3 separate regions of the Homo sapiens genome follow, and regions 1 and 3 are each linked to region 2. Evidence: read pairs that join two places in POLR2A ChIA-PET (ENCODE). Cell type or tissue: A673. All regions are shown on one strand. Each heading gives the region's core, and the rest is flanking DNA. Links, peaks and the distances in the headings are about the cores only. Region 1 holds the start of LOC124904121 (small nucleolar RNA U13). Region 2 overlaps YWHAE (tyrosine 3-monooxygenase/tryptophan 5-monooxygenase activation protein epsilon). Region 3 overlaps YWHAE (tyrosine 3-monooxygenase/tryptophan 5-monooxygenase activation protein epsilon).

What was found. Peaks named below come from ENCODE experiments on the same cell type or tissue, not always from the same donor. Only the 100,000 strongest peaks of a DNase experiment are listed, where the experiment ranks them.
Region 1: POLR2A ChIA-PET joins it to region 2 with 5 read pairs; 4 of 35 experiments call an interaction of 5 or more read pairs at or near these places.
Region 3: POLR2A ChIA-PET joins it to region 2 with 7 read pairs; 14 of 35 experiments call an interaction of 5 or more read pairs at or near these places.

The regions. Positions count from the first base shown.
Region 1 is chr17:1,613,547-1,623,714 of GRCh38, forward strand. It overlaps SLC43A2 (solute carrier family 43 member 2), which reads right to left. Exons shown (of 14, transcript NM_152346.3): 3 at 3,016-3,223; 4 at 1,433-1,488. It overlaps LOC124904121 (small nucleolar RNA U13), which reads right to left and starts at 2,749; the gene lies at 2,646-2,749. In A673, for the core only: no CTCF peak of the experiment used is centred there; a DNase peak (open chromatin) is centred at 4,425.
Region 2 is chr17:1,385,675-1,395,842 of GRCh38, forward strand. All of the region lies in intron 1 of YWHAE (tyrosine 3-monooxygenase/tryptophan 5-monooxygenase activation protein epsilon), which reads right to left. Among named protein-coding and RNA genes, the nearest start is that of YWHAE, 9.5 kb to the right of the region's middle. RefSeq lists an enhancer at 6,238-6,766. In A673, for the core only: no CTCF peak of the experiment used is centred there; no DNase peak of the experiment used is centred there; H3K27ac peaks cover 1,435 bases.
Region 3 is chr17:1,335,098-1,344,965 of GRCh38, forward strand. YWHAE (tyrosine 3-monooxygenase/tryptophan 5-monooxygenase activation protein epsilon) reads right to left here. Exons shown (of 6, transcript NM_006761.5): 6 at 9,178-9,868. Among named protein-coding and RNA genes, the nearest start is that of YWHAE, 60 kb to the right of the region's middle. In A673, for the core only: no CTCF peak of the experiment used is centred there; no DNase peak of the experiment used is centred there; H3K27ac peaks cover 341 bases.

The sequences.
Region 1 (10,168 bases), core at 1,074-9,073, 230 kb after region 2:
GGTTCAAGTGATCCTCCTGCCTCAGCCTCCCAAGTAGCCGGGATTACAGGCATGCGCCACCACACCCGGCTAATTTTTGTATGTCTTGCCATGTTGGCCAGGCTGGTCTCGAACTCCTGGCCTCGGGTGATCTGCCGATCTCAGCCTCCCAAAGCGCTAAGATTACAGGCATAAGCCACCATGCCCAGCCTCCTCTTGCCTATTTCACAAAGCGTGGGCTCTTGAAAAAGCTGCACACCCATCTTCTTTTCTCCAATTAATATTAGCAGTGTCCAGGCGCAGTGACTCACACCTAGAATCCCAACACTTTGGGAGGCTGAAGCAGGAGAATTGCTTGAGCCCAGGGGTTCAAGACCAGCCTGGGCAACAAAGTGAGACCCCATTTCTAAAAAAAAGTTAAAAATTAGCCAGGTGAAGCCAGGCGCGGTGGCTCACGCCTGTAATCCCAGCACTTTGGGAGGCTGAGGCAGGTGGATCACGAGGTCAGGAGATCAAGACCATCCTGGTTAACACAGTGAAACCCCATCTCTAATAAAAATACAAAAAATTAGCCAGGCGTGGTGGCGGGTGCCCGTGGTCCCAACTACACAGGAGGCTGAGGCAGGAGAATGGCGTGAACCCGGGAGGTGGAGGTTGCAGTGAGCTGAGATTGCGCCATTGCACTCCAGCCCGGGCGACAGAGGGAGACTCTGTCTCAACAACAACAACAAAAAAATTAGCTAGCTGTGTGTGTGCGTGCCTGTAGTCCCAGCTACTCTGGAGGCTGAAGTGGGACGATCGCTTGAGCCTGGGAGGTCCAGGGTGCAGTAAGCTGTGACTGCACCACTGCACTCCAGCCAGGGTGACAGAGAGAGACCCTGTCTCTAAAACAAAACAAAACAAAACAACAACAACAAAAAAACAAACAGCAGCGAGCAGGAGGCCTAAGAAACCAAAAATACAGGTTCCTGAAAATCAGTAGATGAGCCTGGCTAAGATTTTGGTGAAACTCGAGTCCTCTTTTGGTGTTTGCTCTACAAATCCTTGAACAGGGTTGGGGACCAGGTGGCTTCTAAGCCATCCTTCATGCTTTGGCCTGTGCTGCCTGGAGGGGACTCAGCTTGTGACTTCTGCACACACCGATGACCATGCCCCTGCAGCCGGCCTGGTTCTTAGAACTTGCCTCTCAGGTTGGCATCAGTGAGGGACTGGCTTGGTTTGGTGATGAGATGGAAGTTGCTCATACCCTGGAAGCTCCTGTCTGGGGTGGCTGCTCTCTGATCTCGCCGTCTATTTGAGATAAGTAACTGAGTAGAGGCGTAACAGGTGTCCCCTCTAACTTGAGCAGGGAGCAGCAGGCCCAGGACAGTGTCCAAGAGCAGGTGGGCCTGGGAGCAGCTCAGGGCACTCTCTCCCCGGTCCCTGACAGAAGATGGAGGGAGAGGACACTCACCGTTTGGTTTACTTGCTCCGTACGCAATCAGCAAGCAGGAAACCGCGAAGCAGGCGCTAAAACCAAGCAGAAACGCAATGTTATTTACCATTATGACTTTATTCAGTGTTATTGTTTTGTTTTTGTTTTTGGTTTTTGGTTTTTCTTGAGACAGAGCCTTGCTCTGTCACCCGGGCTGGAGTGCAGTGGCGCGATCTCGGCTCACTGCAACCTCCGCCTCCCAGGTTCAAGCATTTCTCCTGCCTCAGCCTCCCAAGTAGCTGGGATATTACAGGCGCCCACCACCACGCGTGGCTAATTTTTTTATTTTTAGTGGAGACAGGGTTTCACCATGTTGGCCAGGCTGGTCTCGAACTCCTGGCCTCAGGTGACCCACCCAACTCTGCCTCCCAAAAAGCTGGGATTACCAGTGTAAGCCACCGTGCCCAGCCCATTTTCATTTATATTTTTGTATATGTATTATAAAGCACATTAAGAATGGCATAGGGGGCCGGGAGCCACTGCACTCCAGCTCCAGTTGCTTGGGCAACAACAGCAAAACTCCAACTCAAAAGGAAAAAAAAAAAAAAAAGAATGGCATAGGGGCCAGGCACGATGGCTCACGCCTGTAATCCCAGCACTTTGGGAGGCCGAGGCGGGCAGATCACAAGGTCAGGAGATCGAGACCATCCTGGCTAACACAGTGAAACCCCGTCTCTACTAAAAATACAAAAAATTAGCCGGGCGTGGTGGCAGGCGCCTGTGGTCCCAGCTACTCGGGAGGCTGAGGCAGGAGAATAGCGTGAACCCGGGAGGCGGAGCTCGCAGTGAGCCGAGATCGCGCCGCTGCACTCTAGCCTGGGCGACAGAGGGAGACTCCATCTCAATAAATAAATAAATAAATAAATAAATAAATAAATATGAAAAATATAAAAATTAGCTGGGTGTGGTGGCAGGCGCCTGTAATCCCAGCTACTCGGGAGGGTGAGACAGGAGAATTGCTTGAACTGGGGAGGCAGAGGTTGCCGTGAGCCGAGATCACGCCACTGCACTCCAGCCTGGGCGACACAGCAAGACTCCGTCTTGAAAAAAAAAAAAAAAAAAAGAGCACAGATATACATCATTTATAATTCCATGTGCTTATTATATTGGGGGTACGTGTTGAAAATCTTTTTTCTGGTGGAGCTATAAGGTCAAACGGGCTGTGGAAACCAGTGTTGTTGGTTTTTTTTCTCATCAGATGGATACTGTGCCAGCTTCGTAACAAGGTTTGAGGGAAGCATGTCTCACACATGCGAGGGAAACCCCAATTATCATGCTTATGAACTACAAAGGGATGGGAAACACATGTTCTTAGTGACAAGCAGCTCCGGTCCCTGGGCGGCCTGGAGCCTGGAGCTTTTCTTATTCGGTACTGGAGCACGGCGAGGACCACAGTACCTGCTGATTCGGTGGCGGACGGGGTAGGAACTCCATTCTGGAGGGCCTTCAGGGAGCTCCACAGTACACCTGATATCAGGTACGACCAGGATACCCTTCTGTGGGGAACTCAGCCCAGGGGGTCCACCTGCCCACTCCCTGCCCCCTAAGGGACCCACACTGACCTGCCCAGCAGCCTGAGCTTCCTCGGGCCATACTTGTCCATGACGATACCCAGGGGCAGGGTGATGGCACTGAGCAGAAAGGAGCCCACAGTGAAGGCCAAATTTAGCATCTCGTCCTGGGCCTGGCAGCTGAGCCAGCCGTTCATCCAGCTCACCTCCTCGTGCCCCGGCTCTGCTGTGCCGCCCACTGTGCCATTGGTGACATTCTCTGTGTGAAGAGGGAAGGAAACCCTGACCTCAGGGTCATGACAGGGATTCCCAAAGATCAGAAGGGCAGGTGCCCATTCAGAGTCCCCCCACTGGGAATGCCAGGGCTGGCTGGCGGCCTCTCGAGGGCTCAGGCTACCCCGCAGCAGGCTTGGATGGCCATTTGGCCCAAGTCCCCTGGAGTGAAAATGTAGAGGTTCTTAACTTTTGTGGGGGCCATGGACCCTTTGAAAAATCCAATAAAGACCTCCCCAGAAAATGCACACCAAGGTTTATCCACAGTTTCAGGAGCTTTGTGTGTCCCTTGAAGAGCAACGAAGCCCAGGCTGAGAGTCCCATTCGAGAGCATCCGCCACCCTAGAACGGCAGACCTCAGGGCCCAGCCTTGGCTGTGGGGCCCCAGGCTGGTGAGAACCTTCTCACGGCAGCTATGTCCGTGGGGACAGACTGCAGCCAGTATGGAGGCAGAACCCAGACCACTTGGGAAGCACAAGCACTGGTCTCACCCCAATAGCCTGGTTCTCCTCTGTCCATGTGGGGAGACTGCGGCGCCTCCTTCAATGGGAAGTCCAGCTGCCTTCTCAAACATAGAACAGATGCCACCTTCTCCCCCTGATATTTTCTTTTTCTTTTTTTTTTTGAGGCGGAGTCTCACTCTGTTGCCCAGGCTGGAGTGCAGTAGCACGATCTCGGCTCACTGCAACCTCCGCCTCCCGGGTTCAAGCAATTCTCCTGCCTCAGCCTCCCGAGTAGCTGGGATTACAGGCACCTGCCACCGCGCCCGGCTAGTGTTTGTATTTTTAGTAAAGATGGGGTTTCATCATGTTGCCCAGGCTGGTCTCGAACTCCTGACCTCAGGTGATCCTCTCACCTCTGCCTCCCAAAGTGCTGGGATCACAGGCGTGAGCCGCCACACCCAGCCGATATGCACCTTTCTTATTTTCCTTGCCGGGGTCACAGTGGTGCCATCCCGTGGCCATGCCTAGACCTCGCTGGGTGCTGAGTCTGGTGTGTTTGCCACACCCAGCCCTTAATGGCCCCCTTCAAAGTCCACCCAGCACCAAAACAACACAGAAAGGAAGAGAAAAGTGCTGTGGCAGCTGAAGATGGGAGGGTGGAGGACGGGCTGGGAACGTGGCTGAGGAGCTCTCCTGGCCGGGACTGCTAGTTAAGAGATGCTGACTAATCCTGCAGAAAACAGGAGCCGACTTTGATTAGACATGAGGTCACGCTGGGAGAGTCAAGGAAACGCTCTTCTTCCGGTAACTGCCTGCCTTCCAATTGCAGCCCTCTGGCGCCAGGGCTGTAGCGCCGAGGTTTGCAAAAGCTTGCTCAGGCCTCTCGGGGTTCCTCCAAGGTTACTGGAAAGGATGCGCACAGGTGGACTCGTGCTTCATGCCAACGTGTGGCCAAGGAGCCCCGCCGGGGCCGTGTGGATGAAGAGCGTGGAACTGGAATCTGGTTTCTAGCTTCCAGTGTTTGATTCTCCACTTTCTACCTGCATGACCTTGCTCTAGCTCAGTTTCCTTGTCCATAACATGGACATCATATAATGATAAGATCCACCTCCTAGAGTGTGGGGGAAGATCAATGAGAAAAATTCAGAAAACCTTCTGGAGCTCACCCAGGCATAGAAAGCACTCAATAATGAATAGCTACAAGTTGCTGCTGTTCTCGTGGTTATCATGATCATTGCTGCTATTGGAGGCTCCGGCGGGGAATCACGGCACCATCAGCTGGCACAGAGCCGGATGCAGTGGCTGTGGGGAGCACAGTCCCGTCAGCGTGTGTGGAAGCGCAAAGACATGTCTAATCCCCCACTGGGCTGTGAGCCCCGAAGGGCAGGGCCTGCACTGTGGTCACTTCTGTGTCCCCAGTATCTCACCCAGGTCTTGGCCTACAATAGCTGTTTACTGAATAAATAAAAACAACAGGGCCAGGTGTGGCGGCTCATGCCTGTAATCCCAGCACTTTGGGAGGCAGAGGCGGGTGGATCGCCCGAGGTCAGGAGTTCAAGACCAGCCTGGCCAACATGGTGAAGCCCCGTCTCTACTAAAAATTCAAAAATTAGCCAGGCATGGTGGCGCATGCCTGTAATCCCAGCTACTCAGGAGGCTGAGGCAAGAGAATCATTGAACCCGGTAAACGGAGGCTGCAGTGAGCCAAGATCACACACCACTGCACTCCAGCCTGGGCAAATAGTTAGACTCTGTCTCAAAAAAAACAAAAAACAAACAAACAAACAAACAGAATCAGGCCGGGTACAGTGGCTCAGTCTGTAATCCCAGCCCTTCGGGAGGCCAAGGTGGGTGGATCACCTAAGGCCAGGAGTTCAAGACCAGCCTGGCCAATATGGTGAAACCCCATCTCTACTAAAAATACAAAAATTAGCCGGGCATGGTGGGCGTCTATAATCACAGCTACTCGGGAGGCTGAGACAGGAGAATTGCTTGAAGCCGGGAGGCGGAGGTTGTGGTAAGCTGAGATCACACCACTGCACTCCAGCCTGGGCAACAGAGTGAGACCCCGTCTCGAAAAACAAAACAGAACAAAACAAAACAAAAACAATGGCACCAGATCACAATGGCCAAAAAGATCGAGAGAGGAATCAACAGAACCACGTTGAATCGAGGGGGGATTTAAGGAGATCAGAGCCACGAGGTTAACCATGTGGAGCCACAGAAATACAACGTCACCAACCAGATTCCCACCTCGGCCACTTTCTCTCGGTTTTCCAAAAAGAAGCTCTACCACACGGTCAGCCAAACACATGGCAGACGGGGTCCTCGAGCCCGTCAGGGTGGAGCTCAGAGCGGTCATGTACACCGCCACAGCCGACAGGCCTGGGCCACTCGCCCATCCACAGTGGGGCAGCTTCTGGAAAGGAGGAGCTGCTTTGTGAGTTGGTGTTGGTTTCAAATGTCAGCTCTGCCAGCAGCAAAGGAATTGGCTCTGAAGTCAGGGAAAGAGGGTCTCTACAAAGCAACAGCCATTTCCAGGTTGACATGCAGATAGGAGCAAACCAGCACAGAGGTGACAGAGAGGATGGATGGAGAGAGCACGCCAGGGCCCAGGATGGGTGACTTGTGGGGACAGTGACTGCACAGGGGCCGTGGAATAACTGAGGGCTTGGGGGGCTGCACGTTCTACTGCTGCAAGCAGGAGCCACGGGGACAAGGAATGGAGTGGGTGAGGCAGCACTGCCTGAGTAAAGGCACCAGGGACCTCCAGTTACCCCAGGGAGGAACCACAGCTGGGTCTCTAAACCCATGGGTTTTCTCATCTAGAGCCAGAAGATAAAAATCCCAAGGCTAGGCCAGGCACGGTGGCTCACGCCTGTAATCCCAGCACTTTGGGAGGCCGAGGCAGGCGGACCACTTGAGGTCAGGAGTTTGAGACCAGCCTGGCCAACATGGTGAAACCCCATCTCTACTACAAATACAAAAAAATTTAGCCAGGCTTGGTGGCAGGTACCCGTAACCCCAACTACTTTGGAGGCTGAGGCAGGAGAATCGCTTGAACCCAGGAGGCAGAGGTTGCAGTGAGCCGAGATTGTGCCACTGCACTCCAGCCTGGGCCACAGAGTGAGACTCTGTCTCCAAACACACAAACAAACAAACAAAAGTCTTAAATTGATTAGAGATCTGGTCACCCCTTTAACCACATAGGGAAGAGGCAAGGTCAGGGTAGAGGCAAGGGTATCTGTCCTTCCCATCTTTTACCCTGGAGCGACTACACACAGGGGCAGGGACCTTGCACGTAGGCCAACAGCCTTCTCGTCTTAAACAAATCCCTGCCGATGGGGCCACCAGGCCCTCTGCCCGGCCGCCTGCCTCCAGGCCGTCCCGTCCAGCAACAGAGGCGCCTGGGGCCGGGGAGGTGAGCGGCTTCTCCTTCTGCTTGTGGAGCAATTTGAGAGTCTCCCTCCTGCTGGAGGGAAGGAAGCCCTTGGTGAGCCCAGAAGCTCTGTTGACAGTAAACAGCCCACATGCACCCAGCAGATGCCCAAACAGACACACCCAGGCTGTTCCTCTCCCTCTGGTCCCACCTGGGCCACCGTGGGTCAGGAGAGAGACAAACAGATTAAGCACCCAGGAAGTGCCAAGGCGTGGGGTGGCCCTCTGCTCCCAGCCTGGAGCTTGACCCCGGGCCAGCCTGCTCTGCTCACCCCCGGCCAGGCTGCTCTGCTCCTCACCTGCACCTGTTTATTAAACAGATGCCTCCTCTGGGGTGGCCAGAAGTGGCCCAGCCCAGCCTGGCCAGAGAAGGTGAACTGAGAAGACAGGCAAGAGTTGGTGTGGCCAGTGAGTGCCAAGAACAGGAACAGGGCTGCTTAGGAGGAGACCCAGGGCCAGGGAGGACGTACACCGTTCAGCCCCACTCACAGAAGACGCACAAGATCTTTACAGAGGAATCAGGGAGAAAAGAGGGTGCTGTGGCCCCCCAGGCTCCCCTGAGGCAAAGAGGAGCCTCCCCACACCCCGGGGAGACAAAGGGAGGGGGGCCTCCAAGATGATGCTTGAGGGGGCCAAGAAGTACCTGGCTTGAGGTCCCCTCTAAATTCCTGAGCTGCCCCCTTCCCTGACTAGTCGCTTTCCGAGCCCCCCCTCCAGGGTGCGGGCCCCTGGACAGCCCACCGATGGCCCCTGCCCAGGATCTCCCGTCTCTCAAATCCTTAGTCTATCCGGCAACAGGAAGCAGCATCTCAGTCCTCAGTCCGGCAGGGGAGATGTAGGTGAGAGGTCGGCTCAGACACAGAGCAAACAACAGGCAGGAGGGCACGGACAGGCAGAGGCCGTCCTGGGCTGACCAGGGCCTGGCCCCTGAGCAGTGGTCCCAGCAGCGGCTGCCGTGTGTGCAATGAAAGTGTGTGCCAGCTGCCATGCTCAACGGGTGTGCCCACGCCCACCCCATATTCCCCACGAGGATACTGTCAGAGTGTCCCCGAGGGATGCTCAGAGCAGGTAAGTCACTTGCAGAAGGTCTCATGGGGGTCCCTGGGGAAGCTGGGCTTGACTCCAGGCTGTCAGACCCCAAAGCTCCCGCTCTTACCACTCGGTCTGTGCCGATGCTGGCCTACCTGGGCTAGAGGCTCATATCCCAGAGAGAAAATGCTGAGAGAACAGAGCCGGGAAAAGGCTGCCCATGTGCCGGCAACACCAGGAGGCCCTGAATATCGCTTGGTGGGAATGGGACTAAGACTCTCCCACGAGGTCCCTGAGAGCCAGCCTAAGCTGGACAGGACCTTCATGGACACCAGAAGCCAGGGGTGGCCAGTGGATGTCTGTGAGGGAAATGAGGTCACGAACCAAGAAGGAGGGAGGCTGGGGCGGTGGGAAGAGCCAAGGCCACCAGCTCTTCTCTGAGACGCATCCTGAGGCTGCCGGCCCCAGCCTTTAAACCTTCTTACCCATTGCTATGGAATTTTTAAAATTCCAAATAAACTGGGGGAAAAGTTTAAAAGTCATATTTATAGCAATAAAAGTGAAAGGCTGGATTTAAGAAAGCTATCCGGCTGGGCGCGGTGGCTCACGCCTGTAATCCCAGCATTGTGGGAGGCCGAGGCGGGTGGATCACGAGGTCAGGAGATCAAGACCATCGTGGCTAACACGGTGAAACCCCGTCTCTACTAAAAATACAAAAAAATTTAGCCAGGCGTGGTGGCGGGCGCCTGCAGTCCCAGCTACTGGGGAGGCTGAGGCAGGAGAATGGCGTGAACCCGGGAGGCGGAGGTTGCGGTGAGCCGAGATCGCGCCACTGCACTCCAGCCTGGGCGACAGAGCAAGACTCTGTCTCAAAAAAAAAAAAACTATCCACACTTGCCTGTGGGTGTGAGGAGAGACTCTAAAAAGAGAGGCCCTTGAGCTGGGCGCAGTGGCTCACGCCTGTAATCCCAGCACTTTGGGAGGCCAAGGCTGGTAGATCACCTGAGGTCAGGAGTTTGAGACCAGCCTGGCCAACATGGTGAAACCCTGTCTCTACTAAAAATACAAAAATTAGCCGGGTGTGGTGGTGGGCACCTGTAATCCCAGCTATTTGGGAGGCTGAGGCAGGAGAATCACTTTAACCCGGGAGATGGAGTTTGCGGTGAGCTGAGATCATGCCATTGTACTCCAGCCTGGGCGACAGAGTGAAACTCCATCTCAAAAAAATAAAATAAAATAAAATACAAATACAAATACAAAAAATTAGCCGGGTATGGTGGCAGGCGCCTGTAATCCCAGCTACTTGGGAGGCTGAGGCAGGAAAATCGCTTTAACCCGAGAGGCAGAGGTTACAGTGAGCCGAGACTGCGCCACTGCACTCCAGCCTGGGCGACAAGAGTGAAACTCCGTTCCCTCCTCCCCATCCCCCAAGAAAAGAGGTCCTCGAGGCAGCAGAGAAATCTCCTGTCCACATCTGCAGCTTCACTCAGCCCGTGGGGATCAAGCCTGGGCCTGCTTCCCCAAGGTGGGCGGCAGCCCCTCTGCCCTTGCAGCGATCTCTGTGCCAGGGCGAGCTCGCAGGGACCTCTGTGCCAGGGTGAGAGGCTCTCTCCCACCACCACAGGTGGAGAAACTGCAGAGGTCAAGAGCATACAACTGGGGTCGGCCTTCATGCCCATGGTCAGACTGTGGGTGACTTCCTCAGGCAGAGGCCGTGATGACTTCTGGTTTCTATGCCACCCAAACATACCAGCATGTGGCAAGCCCTCAGCAATTCACACAAGCCTCTAACAGGGGAATTGGATGGTCGCCCTCCTCTATCTCCCTGGCTTCCTCCTGTCTTGGGAATAAAATTCAGTTTCCCCGAATGGCCTCCCAGTCCCTGCAGCCCCCGCCCCTTCCCACTTCTCTCCTCTCCTCCAGGGTGTACCCTCCTCTCCTCCAGGCTGTACCCTCCTCTCCTCCAGGGCGTACCCTCCTCTCCTCCAGGGCGTATCCTCCTCTCCTCCAGGCTGTACCCT
Region 2 (10,168 bases), core at 1,348-9,347:
GCCTGCTCCTGAATTTAATGGCTCCTATCCCAATACTAGTTCCATTACCTGTTACCTGCAAAATATACTCAGCCTACATTCCATTCTGTCTTCTTCATACATTAAAGACAACACTATTCAGAGAGAAGCTGAGCCAAAAGACTGCTATAATCCCAGCACTTTAGGAGGCCAAGGCAGGAGGACTTCTTGAGCCCAGCTGAAAGACCAGCCTGGGCAACACAGAGACCCCCAGTCTCCACAAAAAAGGGGGAAAAAAAGAAAAGAAAGCCTCAAGCAGTCTGGACTGACGTTTACACACAAGAAACTCCTTCCGAAGTGGAAGGAGTACCAGCTTTGCAGGGCACCAGCCTTGGCAGAATACCAGTGACATTTCAAATGTGTTGTCACTTTTCCTCAAGTACTGGATCCTTATCTGTAAAATGGGTAGTACTTTGCATGGCTGTTTGGATAACAAGTGAAAGAAATAGCCAATAAACAGTAGATGATATTATTATTACAGGGTTTCATCACAATGAAACACTTTAAAGAGGTTTTTCAATTTGTTAGTACCATTTTACACCAGTAGTCAGTGAAGAAACACTGAGCTTTCTACAGTCTTTAACATGGGACACCCAGCAACTGATACAGTACCCTGCATATACCAGACACCATTGGTGCTAATTAATTTAAACTAACTCTTAATTACACATAGGAACAGAGTAACTCCGAAAGCAATCATACATTCACTAGAATATAAAGTCCTTGAAAAGATCTTTTGTCTATTTTGTTCACTGATGAATCCCAAGTGTCTAAAGTGTCTAGAACAGTGCCTGGTACATAGTCGGCATTCAGTAAGTATTTGTCAAATGAGTTTGGGAACTTGTTTTTTAGTACTTTAATACTTTGATTAAGGCTTTTCAAAAGACAATAATCTTGACACTCAAGGACAACTTTTACTCTTCATATACCAGCCTATACAGAGGTACCTCTCCTCACTCTAAAAGTAACTACATGAGCCAGGCACGGTGGCTCACGCCTATAATCCCAGCTCTCTGGGAGGCCAAGGCAGGCGGATCACCTGAGGCCAGAAGTTTGAGACCAGCCTGGCCAACACGGTGAAACACCCGTCTCTACTGAAGAAAAAACAAAAATTAGCCAGGCATGGTGGCAGGTGCCTGTAATCCCAGCTACTCAGGAGGCTGAGGCAGGAGAATCACTTGAACCAAGGAGGTGGAGGCTGCAGTGAGCCAAGATCGCGCCATTGCACTCCAGTCTGGGCAACAGAGTGAGACTCCGTCTCAAAAGGAAAAAAAAAAAAAAGAGGAAAACATGAATTGTGTAACCTTCTATGAAACTTTAAGACTCCTTTCCAAATCAGCTTTTGCTAGGTTAAAAAGAAACAAAAACAAGACAATCTTTTACCAAGATTCTACAATTTTGACTGCAAAAGCTACTTTTCCCTTTGGTCTCAATATTTAGGGCAGGGTTGTGCTCACTTTGGCAGCACATGTACTAAAGTTGGAATGACACAAAGATTAAAAAACAAAAATAAAAATATTGGGGGTGGGGGAGTAATCCCCTGCTCCATCAGAATGGGAGATTTCTCCTCTCAATTTACGAGGATACTCCCTCATAAACACGTTCGGCTGCAGTAGAACCAAACAGGTGAAGCTCCAGTGAAACCTGAGGTGGAAAATAAGAGGCTGGGGAGATCAATGACCTAAAACACTAAGTACAGGAAAAACAGGTAGATCAAAGTCTGAATCTTTTTACAGTTTTTATGGAATTAGAAAAGACACTGAAACAAAAAATACTTTAAAATTCTGTTTTGGAATACTAAGGAAGAAAATGACCACAAATAACCCTTGGGTCCAATTCGGTTTAGTAGAAGGATTAACTTTACATTCAGATTTTTAAGAAGTTTGACATGTTTTCTCAAGTGGTTGAGAGTGTTAAGCATTTCTTTGCGGGGGTGGGGGCAGTAGGCGGGGATGGAGTCTTACTGTTTCCCAGGCTGGAGTGCAGTGCCACAATCTCGGCATTCTGCAGCTTTCTACCTCCCGAGTTCAAGCGATTCTGCTGCCTCAGCCTCCCGAATAGCTGAGATTACAAGCGCACGCCACCACGCCCGTCTAATTTTTTGTATATTTAGTAGAGACGGGGGGTCTCACCATGTTCACCAGCCTGATCCTGAACTCCTGACCTCAGGTGATCCACCCTTCTTGGCCTCCCAAAGTGCTGGGATTACAGGAGTGAGCCACTGCACCTGGCTTTTTTTTTTTTTTTTTTTTTGACGGAGTCTCACTCTGTCGTTCAGGCTGGAGCCCAGGGGCACTATCTCGGCTCACTGCAACCTTTGCCTCCCGGGTTCAAGTGATTCTCCTGCCTTAACCTCCTGAGTAGCTGGGATTACAGGCACGTGCCACCACCACGCCTGGGTAATTTTTGTTTTTTTTTTTGGTTGGTTTTTTTTTTTTTTTTTTTTTTTTAGTAGAGACGAGGTTTCACCCTGTTGGTCAGGCTTGTCTCGAACTCCTGACCTCGTGATCTGCCCTCCTCGGCCTCCCAAAGTGCTAGGATTGGCCAGGCGCTGTGGCTCACGCCTGTAATCCCAGCACTTTGGGAGGCTGAGTTGGGCGGATCGTGAGATCAGGAGATCAAGACCATCCTGGCTAACACGGTGAAACCCCGTCTCTACTAAAAATACAAAAAATGAGCCGGGCGTGGTGGCAGGCGCCTGTAGTACCAGCTACTCCGGAGGCTGAGGCAGGAGAATGGAGTGAACCCAGGAGGTGGAGCTTGCAGTGAGCCAAGATGCAAGTGGAGCGCCACTGCACTCCAGCCTGGGCAACAGAGCAAGACTCTGTCTCAAAAAAAAAAAAAGTGCTAGGATTACAGGCATGAGCAAACCATGCCCAGCCTTTTTTTTTTTTTTTTTAATAGAAACGGAGTCTTGCAATGTTGCCCAGGCTGGTCTCAAACTCCTGGCCTCAAATGACCTCCCACCTTGGCCTCCAAAAGCAATGAGATTACAGGTATGTCAATTCTTTGATGAGCTAAGAAACCCCCATCAAAATTTCAACACTTTAATATTTTAATGTTTCCTAAGTAGTATATTCTGCATTAAGTATTTCATACTCATGAATGTGTTTCTAAAAATCTACAAAAACTGTCATAACTGTCATACAACAGTGACAATATTTTCTGGTCAAATAACGTTCTTGAAAATTTCACGGTAATCCTATCATAAATCTTAACTATTTTACAAGTAAACCTATTACAATCAAATACAAGTCATTAATCCCACTAAATCTTTCTCCTTTCCTTTTTGAGACAGGGTCTCACTATGTCACCCAGGTGGGAGTGCAGTGGTCTTATCATGGCTCACTGCAGCCTCGACCTCCCGGGCTCAAGAAATCTTACCACCTTGGCCTCCCAAGTAGCTGAGACTACAGACACATGCCACTAGGTCAAGCTAATTCTGTTTCTTTTTGTAGAAACAGGGTCTCACTATGTTGCCCAGGCTGGTCTCAAACTTTTGGGCTTAAGGGATCTTCCCGCCTCTGCCTTCCAAAGTATTGGAATTACAGGGATTATTAGCCACTGCACGTGGCCCCTACTAACATTTAAACACTTAAATTTCAACATAAAGGTGTTCACAACAACCACTCCAAGGTCCTACAAAGTCTTCAGCTGACTAACCCAGGGATTAAGTAGTATTTAGTAGCTTTTTATTAATCAAAACCCATTCACTGTCCAAGGCTTATATTATGCCTTTAGAATCACATTTCACAAAATTGGTCATAGCTAACACCATTTTTCTTAAGTAATCTGAGATGGCTAAAATGCGAACATTTAACAATGATTTACGTTTTCTTTCTTTTTTTTTTTTTTTGAGATGGAGTCTCGCTCTGTTGCCCAGGCTGGAGTGCAGTGGCGCGATCCTGGCTCACTGCAAGCTCCGCCTCCCGGGTTCATGCCATTCTCCTGCCTCAGCCTCCTGAGCAGCTGGGACTACAGGCGCCCGCTACCACGCCCAGCTAATTTTTTGTATTTTTAGTAGAGACAGGGTTTCACTGTGTTAGCCAGGATGGTCTCAATCTGCTGACCTCGTAGTCCGCCCGCCTCGGCCTCCCAAAGTCCTGGGATTACAGCCGTGAGCCACCGTACCTGGCCAATTATTTACATTTTCTTTCTTTCTTTTTTTGAGACAGAGTTTTGCTCTTGTCGCCCAGGCTGGAGTGCAATGGTACAATCTCGGCTCACTGCAACCTCCGCCTCCCAGGTTCAAGCAAACCTCCTGCCTCAGCCTCCCGAGGAGCTGGGATTACAAGCGCCTGCCACCACTTCAAGCTAATTTTGTATTTTTTAGTATAGATGGGATTTCTCCATGTTGGTCAGGCTGGTCTTGAACTCCCGACCTCAGGTGATCCGCCCAACTTGGCCTCCCAAAGTGCTGGGATTACAGGTGTGAGCCACTGCACCCAGCCTACATTTTCATATTACAGCAGCTTTCATCCCAAATTCAGACAAAAGGTGTTACGTTTGCTAAGGAGAAAGTCTCTTATTAATCTAAAATTAATATCAAAACAACTATATACCAGCTCAACATGACAAAATTATTATTTGGGAATAATCTGGACGACCTTTACTTTGGATATGCAAATTTACAGATGTAAGATTAAGGATTTTGAGAATATTTCTTTGTGCATATCTTACATAAGGACTAAGCCCAGAAGACTACACTTGCTAAGAATAACTCAAAAAGGTAGGTTATCATCTAATATGATCCTAGCACAGCAGTAACAAAAACAATTATCTGACCTTTCACATTAGATAAGAATGTTTCACAACAAATAGTACCGACAAGTATTACACTTTACAGTTTACAAAAGCCCAAAATTTCATAACCACCCTGCAAATTAGTAGGCAAGAGAGACATCACTAATCCCCATTTGAAAGATAAGGAACCCAGTGATTCCTGTGCATTCTGTGATGGCAGATTTACCACATCTGCCAAATGATGAAATACTGTCATAACTCTTACAGTAATGCATCTCCTTCAAACTTTAGATATGAATGAAGAGTTAAACACATTTCATATTGCTTTAGCTCGATAAAATCCTGATCTGATCACAAATCAAGCCCACCAACAACAGATCCGTCCAGCTACTATGGTAGATTGTTGGAAGGGCAATAAATTCAAGATAAAAATTTCAGAAGAGATAAGCCAGGATCATGGTCATATGGTCTGAACTACACAGTTTGGCATTCTAAACATAACAGTTGTAACAAGATATGGGTGAGCCTTTAAATTTTTATGTGGGTATTTGGTATGAAAGACACTTGTAAAAATAAAAAAATAAAATGTATGTAGGGAAAGCTCTGAGCTTAGGACACTGCTACCAACACCTAGGTCTATTATATTTTTAAACACAGAACTGGCTCAAGGTAGCCATAAGAAAACCAACACACTAGGTGTTGACACCATCAGAGGATTTGGAATGCCAGCAAGCTCTATTTTCAGCAACTACCACATCCTTAACTAGCACGTTCCCATTTGTGGGGGAGGGAGCTAGGAGGAGGAAATTTTCACTTTTCCTTTGACTTATATTCTGCCAAAGGCTAACTTCATTTGAAAAAAAAAAATTCAACCTCCTAGAGACGTAGATCTAAGCTATCTCTGTGATAAAAAGCTGGACAACGTTTAGGAAACTGTTGTATGAGTCTAAATGACAAAATCTAGTAACAAATGGCCATTAAGTAGGGTGACCACAAGGCAAGTTTGTTGCCCAGGACAATCCCAGTTTATGCCTGCTGTTGTAGCTGATGAATTAGTCTGTCTTTTCAAGATATACTCATGTGGATGTTAAATTATGGTGACTTTCATTATTATTTGCTACAATTTAATAAATTTAAATGAACATCTGAAATTGTTCTTAGGGCCATGACTAGCATTAACATTTAGTCAGAGAACCATGAGGTTCTGTTGGCAACCAATTCGTCAATTTGGATATATCAATACCTAAATATATCAAGCTGGCCGGGCGCAGTGGTTCATGCCTATAATCCCTGCACTTTGGGGAGGCCACAGTGGGAGGATCGCTTGAACCCAGGAGTTACCTGGACAACACAGTGGGATCCCGTCTCCACAAAAAAAAAGTTTTAATTAGCTGGTCATGGCGGTACCAGCTACCTGGTGGGAAGATCACATGAGCTCAGGAGTTCAACATCAGCCTGGGCAATCCGCTGGGACCAGGCCTCTACCAAAAAAATTTTTTTGCCAGCCATGGTGGCTCACGCCTGTAATCGCAAAACTTTGGGAGGCCGAGGCAGGTGAATCTTGAGCTCGAGTTCAAGACCTGGGCAACATGGTAAAATCCTGTCTCTACAAAAATTAGCCAGAAGTGGTGGTATACTTCTGTAGCCCCAGCTACTTGGCATGCTGAGGTGCCCAGGGGGTCAAAGCTGCAGTGAGCCATAAATGTGACACTGCATCCCAGCCTGAGTAATATACTGAGATCTTGTCTCGGGAAAAAAGAAAAAGAAAAAGAAAAAAAAGTTCTTTTAAATTATCCAGGTATTGTGGTGCACAGCTGTGGGCCCAGCTAAGTGGGAGGCTGAGATGGGATGATCATTTGGGCCTGGGAGGTTGAGGATGCAGTGAATCGTTACTGCATCAATGCAATCCAAGCCTGGCCAACAAAGCAAGACCTTGTCTCAAAAAAGTATATGTATCTATCTCAAACTGTTAACTGACCATTTCAAAAATAGTGAAAATAGCCATTTTTCTTGCTGCTCTTTCCTACTCCTTAATGGATTCCATTAGACAGCTATCTAGCCAACCACCCGGAACAACACTGGTGAATCATATGCCAACCTTTGTCCCTCCTAGAAGTTGTATGTCTATATCTGGCCGGGTGCGGTGGCTCACACCTATAATCCCAGCATTTTGGGAGGCTGAGGCAGGCGGACTACCTGAGGTCAGGAGTTGAAGACCAGCCTGGCTAATATGGTGAAACTCTGTCTCTACTAAAAATACAAAAATTAGCCAAGCATGATGGCCCAAGTCTGTAGTCTCAGCTACTCGGGAGGCTGAGGCAGGAGAATCACTTGAGCCCAGGAGGCGGAGGCTGCAGTGAGCCAAGATCACGCCACTGCACTCCAGCCTGAATGACAAGAGGGAAAATCCATCTCAAAAAAAAAAAAAAGTTGTATGACTACATCACTAACCTAACAACTTAATAGCATTCACTAAGACAAAGGTGGCCGGGGGTGGTGGCTCACGCCTATAATCCCAGCACTTTGGGAGGCCAAGTCTGACAGATTGCTTGAGTCCAGGAATTCCAAGACCAGCCTGGGCAACATGGTGAAACCCCATCTCTACTAAAACACAAAAGAAATTAGCTGGGAGTGGTGGATCGCGCCACTGTACTCCAGCACTCCAGCCTGGGTGACAGAGCAAGACTCCATCTCTCCAAAAAATAAATAAATAAATAAATAAATAAATAAATAAATAAAATTTAAAAACATACAAACAAACAAAAAAAACAGCTACTTAAGAGGCTGAGGTGGGGGGATCACCTGAGACTGGAAGGTAGAGGCTGCAGTGAGCCAAGATCGCACCACTGCACTACAGCCTGGGTGACCAAGTGAGACCCTGTCTCAAAAAAAAAAAAAGGAAAAAGATAAAAGTGAGAGGAGAAAATATTTTAAAGCTACTTTACAGAAATGCATAGCATCAGCCATATCCCAGTACAGACATTATGATAAACTACGGGGCTTTTCTTTTCTTGAGACAGGCTCTCCCTCTGTGGCCCAGACTGGAGTGCAATGGTGCGATGTGGGCTCACTGCAATCTCCACCTCCCAGGGTCAAGCGATTTCCCACCTCAGCCTCCTCAGTAGCTGGGACTAAAGGCACAAGCCATCACAGGCCAGCTAATTTTTGTATTTTTAGTAGAGACTGGTTTTCACCATGTTGGTCAGGATGGTCTCAAACTCCTGACCTCAGGTGATCCGCCCACCTCGGCCTCCCACAGTGCTGGGATTGCAGGTGTTTGAGCCGCGGAACCCGGCTGGGGCTTTTCTTTTTTTGGTTGTTTTTTTCTTTTGCTTAAAGAGGTGACATCTGCCTACAATAAATCATGTTTTTTAAGAATCTGTATGCGAATAAACATTCTGAGAGTACCTAAACTTCACCTCATTTTAATTTCGCTGTGCCTTGAGATGGGATTTTATCTCTGAAAAAAACCATCAGGTTTCTTTAGGAAAGTGAAAAGATTTTGTCTACAATTCACCATGGATATCAGTCATCACAAACATCAAGATGTGAAGTAGATGCTATTAGAATTGTTAAAGAACAAGCATCAAGCATACGCTACTCACCCCCTACTCCCCTGAAAGGCACCACCTTACTTCACAGAGGTCTTTTGAGTGGCTGAGAGTAAGTGTACCGATCTAAAGGTCAGCAGACACTAAGTTCTGGCTTTACCATTTAATAACTGATTAGCCACATGATCATAAAAAAATCTCTCTCTCAAACTCACTTTCTTGAACCAGAAAATGGGAGTAACGCTCTACCTGCTTCAATCTTGTTACATAAATTAAAAACTTTTGTCAACGTGGGCTGTGAACTGAGGTACTGCATAATGTCATATACACATATGTAAAGTTTAGGCCAGAAGCAGTGACTCACACCTGTAATCCCAGCACTTTGGGAGGCCAAGGTGGGAGTCCAGGAATTCAAGACCAGCCTGGGCAACATAGAGACCTCAAATCCACAAAAAAAAAAAAAAAAAAAAAAAAACACAAAAATTAGGCCGGTGCAACAGTCCCAGCTACTAGGGAAGCTGAGGCAGGAGGGTCACTGGAACTCAGGAGGTCGAGCCTGCAGTAAGCTATAATGGCGACACTGCACTTCAGCCTGGGTCACAAAGCAAGACCCTGTTTCAAAAAAAAATTTTTTTTTAATTTAGCCTTCCCATAAATACATACACCTAATATGTGCCCATTAAAAAATTAAAAATTTAGGCCAGGTACAGTGGCTCATACCTGTAATGCTAGCCCTTTGGGAGGCTGAGGCGGGAGGATCACCTGAGGTCAGGAGTCAGAGATCAGCCTGGCAAACATGGTGAAACCCCATCTCTACTAAAAATACAAAAATTAGCCAGGTGCGATGGCGGGCGCCTGTAGTCCCAGCTACTCGGGAAGCAGAGGCAGGAGAATCGCTTGAACCCAGGGGGCAGAGGCTGCAGTGAGCCGAGATCCTACCACTACACTCCACCCTAGGTGACAGAGCAAGACTGTCTCAAAAAAATAAATAAAAATAAAACTGCAGCCTTTACTCCATGCTTGTCATTACTGTTTGTGTACACAGTGTTCTTGAAATATAAAGAAAAAATATGCCTGCAGTATCAGTCACCCTTACAGTCATCCATGAAAAAAAAAAACAATCAGGCCGGGTGTGGTGGCTCACGCCTGTAATTCCAACACTTTGGGAGGCCGAGGCAGGCAGATCACCTGAGGTCAGGAGTTCAAGACCAGCCTGGCAAACATGGTAAAACCCTGTCTCTACCAAAAACACAAAAATTGGCTGGGTGCGGTGGCTCACACCTGTAATCCCAGCAGTTTGGGAGGCTGAGGTGGGCAGATCACCTGAGATCAGGAGATAAAGACCATCCTGGCCAACATGGTGAAACCTCGTCTCTACTAAAAATACAAAAAATTAGCCGAGTGTGGTGGCACGCGCCTGTAGTCCCAGCTACTTGGGAGGCTGAGCCAGGAGAACCGCTTGAACCTGGGAGGCGGAGGTTGCAGTGAGCCAAGACCACGCCATTGCACTCCAGCCTGGGGGACAGAGCCCAGTCGTAGAAGGGATTTTTAACACTACGTTACTCAGTTCTGTCTATGCATTTAAGAAGGAGAAAAATAAACTTTACTCCAGAAAGTTAGTCCATTAACTGAAACGGCAATGGAAAATTACTGGCCTACAGTCAAAGAACTGGTAGTTAATCTAAATACTTCTAAACTTATTAACAACGTTAATTTACTACTACCTATTTTTTTCCTAACAAGACCGTAGTAAAAAGTTCATTCCACACATGCTCCCTTCCCTGTTCTTCACTAACTAGCAGAATAAGCTAGCTAGAGATGAGGATCTGGTGTTTTAAAAGGACAGCTCTCAGCGG
Region 3 (9,868 bases), core at 1,869-9,868, 50 kb before region 2:
CCTGTGCCCGGGCTGCCCCCACACTGTGGAGTGTGCTTTCATTTCCAATAAATCCCTCACTGCTCCCTTGCTTGCTTTGTGCGTTTTGTCCAGTTCCTTGTTCAAGACGCCAAGAACGGCTGGGCACAGGGGCTGTCACCTGTAATCCCAGCACTTTGGGAGACCAAGGCAGGTGGGTCACCTGAGGTCAGGAGTTCGAGACCAGCCTGGACAACATGATGAAACCCTGTCTCTACTAGAAACACAAAATTATCCAGCTGTGGTGGCGGGCACCTGTAATCTCAGCTACTCGGGAGGCTGAGGTGGGAGAATCGCTTGAACCCAGGAGGTGGAGGTTGCAGTGAGCCCAGATTGCGCCACTGCACTCCAGCCTGGGCAACAAGAGTGAAACTCCATCTCAAACAAACAAAAAAAGTGGGCAAAGGACATGAATAGATATTTCTAGAAGAAGATACACAAACAGGCAACACATATGAAAAAAATGCTCAAAATCACTAATCATCAAGGAAATGCAAATTAAATTACCAGAAGGAGAGACCACCTTACTCCTACAAGAATGGTTGTAATTTAAAAGTCAAAAAGCAATAAATGTTGGCTTAGATATGGTGAAAAGAGAACACTTGGCCGGGTGCAGTGGCTCACACCTGTAATCCCCACACGTTGGGAGGCCAAGGTGGGTGGGTCACTTGAGGTGAGGTCAGGAGTTTAAGACCAGCCTAGCTAATCTGGTGAAACCCCATCTCTACTAAAAATAGAAAAATTAGCCAGGTGTGGTGGCACACGCCTGCAGTCGCAGCTACTAGCGAGGCTGAGGCAGGAGAATCTATTGAACCTGGGAGCCGGAGGCTGCAGTGCGCCGAGATCGCGCCACTGCACTCCAGCCTGGGAGACAGCGAGACTCCGTCTCAAAAAAAAAAAAAAAAAAAAAAAAAAAAAAAGAGTTCGAGACCAGTCTGGCCAATATGGTGAAACCCCGTCTCTAATAAAATACAAAAATTAGCCGGGCATGGTGGTGTGCACCTGTAGTCCCAGCTACTCAGGAGGCTGAGGCAGGTGATCCACCCGCCTTGAGCACCCATGTCCAGCCCAGAAAAACAAATTTTAAAAAGAATCAGGGCCAGGCACAGTGGCTTGTGCCTGTAATCTCAACACTTTGGGAGACTGAGGCGGGAGGATCGTTTCAGCCCAGGAGTTCGAGACTAGCCTGGGAGAAACTCCATCTCAACGTGGAGAAACTCCGTCTCTACAAAAAATACAAAAATTAGCTGGGCCTGGTGGCACGCATGTAGTCCCAGCTACTCGAGAGGCTGACGTGGGAGGATCACTTTAACCGGGGAGGCAGAGGTTGCAGGAGCTGAGATTGTGCCACTGCACTCCAGCCTGAATAACAGCGTGAGAATCCGCCTCAAAACAAAGAAACAAAAACCACACACACACACACACACACAAGTTGTACTAGTGGTTCCAGCCAGTGCAAGTGGGCAAGATAAACGCATAAAAGAATTAAAACTGTATAGATTCATAGACATGATTATGTAGAAAACCTGAAGGAATTTACAAGCAAAAGAAAGCAGCCCACTAGAACTAATACGTCCGTTTAGCAGGGTTGCAGACTAAAATATTAATAGACAAAAATAAATTATATTTCTTTAAAGTAGCAACGAGCAATCAAAAGAAAGCTTTGAAATGTAAAAAGCAAGCATTTGCAGTCCCATCAAACATTATTAAATGCTCAGGGGAAGATGTGAGACAATCATTGACAGACCTGTACACACTGAACAGCACAAAACATTACTTAAGTTAAAGAAGGCCCAAACAGGCCGGGCGCGGTGGCTCACGCCTGTAATCCCAGCACTTTGGGAGGCCGAGGCGGGCGGATCACGAGGTCAGGAGATCGAGACCAACCTGGCTAACGCGGTGAAACCCCATCTGTACTAAAAATAGAAAAAATTAGCCGGGCGTGGTGGTGCGCTCCTGTAGTCCCAGCTACTTGGGAGGCTGAGGCAGGAAAATCGCTTGAACCCAGGAGGCGGAGGTTGCAGTGAGCCGAGATCGCACCACTGCACTCCAGGCTGGGCAACAGAGCGAGATTCCGTCTCAAAAAAAAAAAAAAAAAAGAAAAAGAAAATATAGAGATGGCAAATGGCACATAACAAGATGGTCAATATCAATTCCTAGTCACTAGAAAATAGGCATTAAAAGTGCAAGATACCACCATAAACCTATCGGAGAGGCAAGATGTCAATGCCGGACTATGCTGAGTGCTGGAGATGATGTGGAGGAATGGGAGCGTTCATATGCACTGGTGAAAACGTCAAATGGTACCACCTTGTAAAACTACTGGATAGTTTCCAAAAAAGTTAAATATACTCCTGCCATGCCATCCAACCATTCCGCCATTTATCCACAAGAAAGGAACGACATGCCCATATAAAGACTTATACGCAAACACTTACAGGTGCTTTATTTGTCATGGACAAAAACTGGAAACACCCAAATGTCCATCAAATAGGTGAATAAACAAATTGAGGTATATCAAACAATGGAATACGTCTCAGCAATAAAAGGAATGAAAGGAATAAAAGGAATAAACTACTGATACGCACAGCTTGCAGTGAGCCGAGATCACGCCACTGCACTCCAGCCTGGGAGACAGGGTGAGATTCCATCTCAAAAAAAAAAAAAATGTTAATAGCTCCCCAGATCGATTTATAGATTTAATAAAATCATAAGCAAAATCCCAGCAGGTTTCTGTTGTTGCTGGTCTGTTACTGAAATCGACAAACTGATTCTTAAATGTATGCGGAAATGCAAAAACCAATAAAATCTTGAACAGCAAACCTGGAGGCCTCACGTTACCGAATATTGAATTATTTTAAATCTAGTGTGGCACTGGCATTAGGACAAATAGACCGATGAGGAAATACATTGTGCTAGGACCATTGGATCTCTATATGGAAAAAATTTTAACCATCTCCCTCATACCATGCACGAAATAGATTCTAGATGATTCTACATCTAGCCATGACAGGCAAACCATTCCTAGAAAATAACATAAAAGATTCATGACCTGGCCGGGCGTGGTGGCTCACGCCTGTAATCCCAGCACTTTGGGAGGCCAAGGCAGGCAGATCACCTAAGGTCAGGAGTTCGAGACCAGCCTGGCCAACATGATGAAACCCTGTCTCTACTAAAAATACAAAATTAGCCAGGCGTGGTGGTGCATGCCTGTAATCCCAGCTACTCAGGAGGCTGAGGCAGGAGAATCGCTTGAACCTGGGAGGTAGAGGTTGCGGTGAGCCGAGATCTTGCCATTGCACTCCAGCCTAGGCAACGAGAGCGAAACTCCGTCTCAAAAAAAAAAAAAAAAAAATTAGCCTGGCGTGGTGGAGCGCACCTGTAATCCCAGCTACTTGGGAGGCTGAGGCAGGAGAATCGCTTGAACCTGAGAGGTGGAGGTTACAGTGAGCCAAGATGGCGCCACTGCCCTCCAGCCTGGGCATAAGATTGAGACTCCGTCTCAAAAAAAAAAAAAAGATTTATGATCTTAGAATAGACAAGTATTTTTTAAATAGGACATAGAAAGTGCTTACCTTAAAGGAAAAGATGGATAAACTGGACTGTATTAAAATTAAGGGCTTCTGTTCCTCAAAAGACATCATTAAGAGAATGAAAAAGCAAGGCACGGCATGGAAGAAGACAGTAACAAAAACAACTCCAAAAACATACTAAATAAAGACGCTTAGAAATCGGTATCAAAACGACATCCCAACAGAAAACCGGGCAAAAAGTGTGCATGTAACAACAGAGATATCCAAATGTTCAATATATTACAAAGTGCTTAACCTCATTAGTAATCAGAGAAATGCAAACTCAAGCCAGAATTAAACCTCCTACATACCCACCTACATACCCACCAGCATCACTGTAACTAAACAATGATCAGGCTGATATAGTGGCTCATGCCTGTAATCTCAGTGCTCAGAGAGGCTGAGGCTGGAGGATCGCCTGAGACCAGGAGTTCCTGACCAGCCTGGGCCATGTAGTGAGACTCCATCTCTACCAAAAAATAATAATAAATAAATTAAATTACCCAGGCATGGTGACACACACTTACAGTCCTAGCTACTCAAGAGGCTGAGGTGGGGCTGGTGGCTCACGCCTGTAATCCCAGCACTTTGGGAGGCCAAGGCAAAGTTGGGAGGCAAGATGAACTGAGGTCAGCAGTTCGAGACCAGCCTGGCCATCATGGCCAACCCCGTCTCTCCTAAAACACAAAATTAGCCAGGTGTGGTGGTGGGCGCCTGTAATCCCAGCTACTCGGGAGGCTGAGGCAGGAGAATCACTTCAACCCGGGAGGCAGAGGTTGCAGTGAGCTGAGATCGCGCCACTACACTCCAGCCTGGGCAACAAGAGTGAAACTCCATCTCGAAAAAAAAAAAAAAAAAGAGGCTGAGATGGGAGGATCATTTGAGCCCAGGAGTTTAAGAATGCAATGAACTATTACCATGCTACTGCATGCTCACCAGAGTGATAGAGTGAGACCCTGTCTCTCTAGGAAAAAAAAAAAAAGTGATCTTATCCAACGTCAGTGAGGATGTGGAGTAGCTGGAACTCTCAAACCCAGCTGATAGGACTGTAAAATAGTACAACTCATTTAAAAAACTTTTATAGTTTATCTACTGTTCATCTCTAATGACCCAGTTAATTACTTATAAATGCACACATGTATATGCCAAAATACATGTCCAAGAATATTCGTAACATTATTTGTAACATCCAAAACATGAAAATACTCCAATGTCCATCCACAGAACAGTGGTATACAATTGCCACAGAATACTACATAGCTATGAAAACACGCTATTATCACAATGACATGGATTCATACCACAAACACGCTGACAGATAAAACTCCAGAAAATACTGTATGATTCCATTTCTATCAAATTCAGAAACTACCAAGACTAACTGAAGTTGATAAAACACTAGTTTCCATTTTGGGGGTAAGAGAGTAAACACTGGGAGGGGGTCATAACGGGGTCTTATAGGATGCTGGTCCTGTTCTATTTCTTGATGTGGGCGGTGGTTAAATGGTGCATTCCCTTTGTGAAAATGCATGAAGCTATACACCTTTGGTTTGGTTTATGTTTCTACGTTACACTTGAGTAAAAGTTTACTTTAAAAATACAGGAACAGCATACAAGAACACTTCCAGGCCGGGCGCGGCGGCTCACGCCTGTAATCCCAGCACTTTGGGAGGCTGAGGTGGACGGATTGCTTAAACCCAGGAGTTCGAGACCAGCCTGGGAAACATGGTGAAACTCCATCTCCACAAAAAATACAAAAATTAGCCAAACGCGGTGGTGCACGCCTGTGGTGCTAGCGACTCGGGAGGCTGAAGCAGGAGGATCCCTGGAGCCCAGGATGCTGAGGTCAGTGAGCCATGATCGTGCCACTGCATTGCAGCCTGGGCGATAGAGCAAGACCCTGTCTCACATAAAAATGAAAAAATAACTTTCTGTCTCCCCTTATACACAGCAGGCCGGCTACCTCCAGTCCAGCACAGTGAACTGGTGCTACAAGGGCCAACCCAGGCTCTGCCCCAAAGCAGGAGCTGAGACCGTTTCCTAGAAGGCAGGCCCACTGGAAATGTCTCCACCAAAAGCAGCTACAAACGAATATGACCTTCAGGTATTAAGGCTTTGGTTCTCTAGAAAACTGTCACGGCACTGAGGTAACTTGACAACCCATAATCGCTGTTCTCCATGTAAACTGTGGCTCTATTTGTCCAAGGTGAAGTATCGTAAATTGAAATGAAGTACTCAATTGTAAATTTTTTTTTTAAATTTCCAAATTAAGCTAAATTAAAAAAACAAAAATTGCCAAAACCTTAACCTACAAAATAAACTTTTTGGACAGTAGCCACCTGAGCTCTAAATAATTGTATCATTTATATTTCAAATCTAATACACTGGTGAATATGCGTATTGCAGCTTTTCCAAGACACGTATTAATCATGAAACATGTACTGACCTCGAAAATGTGGCCGCGCGCGGTAGCTCACACCTGTAATCCCAGCACTTTGGGAGGCCGAGGCAGGCGGATCACGAGGTCAGGAGATCGAGACCATCCTGGCTAACACGGTGAAACCCGGTCTCTACTAAAAATACAAAAAATTAGCCGGGCCTGGTGGCGGGCGCCTGTAGTCTCAGCTACTCTGGAGGCTGAGGCAGGACAATGGTGTGAACCCGGGAGGCGGAGCTTGCAGTGAGCCGAGGTTGCACCACTGCACTCCAGCCTGGGTGACAGAGAGAGACTCTGTCTCCAAAAAAAAAAAAAAAAAAAAAAGTTTAAATACTTTAAATGATCACTTTAGAATATATTAATAAGGGGGAATATAGTATTTCAAGAAAATAGTTTTAATGAAGAGCAAAAGGTAGTATGGCCTAATGAGACTCTTCAGTGACACAGATGAACTGAATTCTGTATTTGAATTATTAGCCATGCAGCTTTCAGCAAGTTCCTTAACTACTTCCCATTCAGCTTTTCCCATCTGCACAATGCAGGCTCACCTGATTATTATTGAGCGCTTACGTGTGAGATTCCAGACATTGCTTAGTAACGAGCACAGTGCCTGGTGCAAAGCTGGTACGCAATGTTAGCAAAACTATTATTATTTTTTTTTTGAGACAAGAATCTCGCTCTGTCGCTCAGGCTGGAGTGCAGTGCTGCGATCTCGGCTCACTGCAAGCTCCGCCTCCCGGGTTCACGCCATTCTCCGGCCTCAGCCTCCCGAGTAGCTGGGACTACAGGCGCCCGCCACCACACCCGGCTAATTTTTTGTATTTTTTAGTAGAGACGGGATTTCACCGTGTCAGCCAGGATGGTCTCGATCTCCTGACCTCGTGATCCGCCCACGTCGGCCTCCCAAAGTGCTGGGATTACAGGCGTGAGCCACCGCGCCCGGCCAATGTTAGCTAAATATTAACAGTATCTATTACAATCCTACGAACTCAAAGAAACAGGATAAAACAACACAGGGCTTGGTTTTCCTGATCCAGGTTGGATCTGGGAGCATTCCCATTTCCTCTCACAGTGCTCACAAAGGCTTCCTTTAATGACACACTCTAGGATTTCACCAGTTTTCCATGAACTATTACTTGTTACAATTTTCAAAAGAACACAGGGGTCACACCTTTATCCCGCTTTTTCAGCAAGCCTCACTCTCCTCTATTGTCCTAGGATCAGGAAGCAGCTAATTTGGGGTCTCATTTATAAGGCTCAAGGCATTTGTCTGGGACAGAAGCCAATTAATGTCTCCATTTATCCCACCAGTTTCCCCTTTCAGTGATGGAAGTTCATCCCCATCTTCCTATAGGACCGAAATTTAACTTTGCAGACGTGCTGTTCTGAGGACCCACCCGGAACAGAGCATGTACACAAACCCACTTACTGTCGCTTCTAACATTGTAGGAAGCCTTTGGGTTTTCCAAGGCAGCAAAGTACTGAGATTTGTAATTAAAAACACATATTAGCTACATTCAAGTTGTAACTAACTAAAAACTTCTACTTAAGTCGACTGATCCTCAAAGTAAGACTCAAATCAAAACCAGAAAAGTTTGGGGGCAATTCCCTTTCCAGCCCACAAATACAGGAACTGGGAGTGACACCGTCCTCACAGGGCTACGGCACCTTTCTGCAGCTTCCCTGGCTCCCTTTCAATTTTTTTTTTTTTTTTTTTTTTTTGAGACGGAGTTCTGCTCTTATTGCCCAGATTAGAGTGCAGTGGCGCGATCTTGGCTCACTGCAAGCTCCGCCTTCCAGTTTCCAGCGATTGTCCTGCCTCAGGCCTCCCAAGTCACTGGATGTTAATTACACCCAGCAAGGTCGCCCGCCACCACGCCTGGCTAATTTTTTTGTATTTTTAGTAGAGACAGGGTTTCCCCATGTTGTCCAGGCTGGTCTCTTAACTGCTGACCTCGTGATCCACCCACCACGGCCTCCGAAAGTGCTGGGATTACAGGCGTGAGCCACCGCACCCGGCCTTTCAATTTTTGATAAGGATCTTTCCTTTTTTTTTTTTTTGAGACAGTCTCACTCTGTCGCCCAGGCTGGAGTGCAGTAGCGTGATCTCGGCTCACTGCAACCTCTGCCTCCCGGGTTCAAGCGATTCTCCTGCCTCAGCCTCCCGAGTAGCTGGGAGTACAGGCGTGCGCCACCATGCCTGGCTAATTTTTTGTACTTTTAGTAGAGACGGAGTTTCACCGTGTTAGCCAGGATGGTCTCAATCTCCTGACCTCGTGATCCGCCCGCCTCGGCCTCTCAAATTGCAGGGATTACAGGTGTGAGCCACCGCACCCAGCCGAGTGGTTTCTTTAAACTCTGCAACAGACTTGACGAATTCCTTGGATTTTGACCTTTAAGTGTAGCAGGTGTGCTGGAAACAGAGCAAATCAACTTGAAAGCTTCTTGGAGGTTGCTCCAAACAGCAGCATATAATTATATTCAATGGTCTCCCTATCTCTCGGAAAAGCAACTCACAAAAACATGTTTATTCTCATTGCCAGCACTCACTAAACGCTACTAGGATATCGCTGATCTGTTCATTTCCTAAATCTCTGCTACTAACACTTTAAACCGAGAGTAAACTTGCAGTCTCAACATCCAATTTTAGAAGACAAGTGTGACGAGGAAGGATTTATCAACTGAAAAATGTTTACTGACACAGGGAATCTAGAAATGTACCTTCCAGATACATACAAATATTTAAGCAAAAACTGTTCCAAGGGTATTTCCTGCAGCACCTGCCCAAAAGGAGCAAACTGGTCTTAACAAAATCAGGTGTACATCAATGTTACGCAGTCAGAATGAGACACATCTGAATGCCTAACATAAAAAGATCTACAGTAACTAGGTATCTATACACATTGATGTATAAACTGTTTATGGAAAGAAGCTTCTTATACAGTGTTTCTGGAAAGGGAGACTGCTATCCTGCTGTCTATAATGTGTGTATGGATTACTAAGAAAGGATTGAGTAATTCTCCACTACTGCCACTAGCCTCTGGAGGAAGAGGGCACACAGTTTTTACCTCTAAGAATTATTATAAGACATTCAGCCTTATTTGGTTGTATGAAATACTATGCTAGAAAATGATCCATAATTACACCTTGTACTACTCATGTTGTACTTTAATGATTAAAATAAATACCATGTTGCTGCCTGGTCTGGAGGACAAGACACACCATCAACTGACTCAGTGTTCTTCACAACCAGACTACAGGCAATTTTTTTCCAAAACATACATCTTTGGGAAGCAAACAAATTATTTATGGAAGAAAAAAGGAGGAATGTTTCACATTCAGGCAAACATAATACTGTCAGTGTGTTTGGACTAGAGATTTTATTTTAGAAGTATAAAGGATGGAGGCGCGATATTTGGCATTTTTAATTTAGGTTTGTTTTATTTAAGTTTAATGTTAATTCCATGCTGTGTTTCAGTAAGAACAATACAGATTCTGTATCTGTGGCTCCAGTCAGATATCCAGTAGTACAAATTAGCTTCAAGTTACACATACTGAACAAAAGAGGTTGAGCGAGCGAAGGAGGGGAGGAGTGAGGGGAAGGAGGTAGGGGGAGGGGGAAGGAGAAGAAACAAAAGAATTGAACAGGCATGCAGGCTTTTCCATACCACCTTCAACGCTAACCTGCTTCAGTGGGAGAGTAAAGTAGGCAAGAATGAGCAGCCACGGATTGTTGAACTGTTACCAGCACCATGCTTTTCAGCAACATTTCAGCGGAGTTGGAAACATTTTTTACAGCAAAACCATTACAACGAAGTCCCTCCCCAAACCACCTTTAACC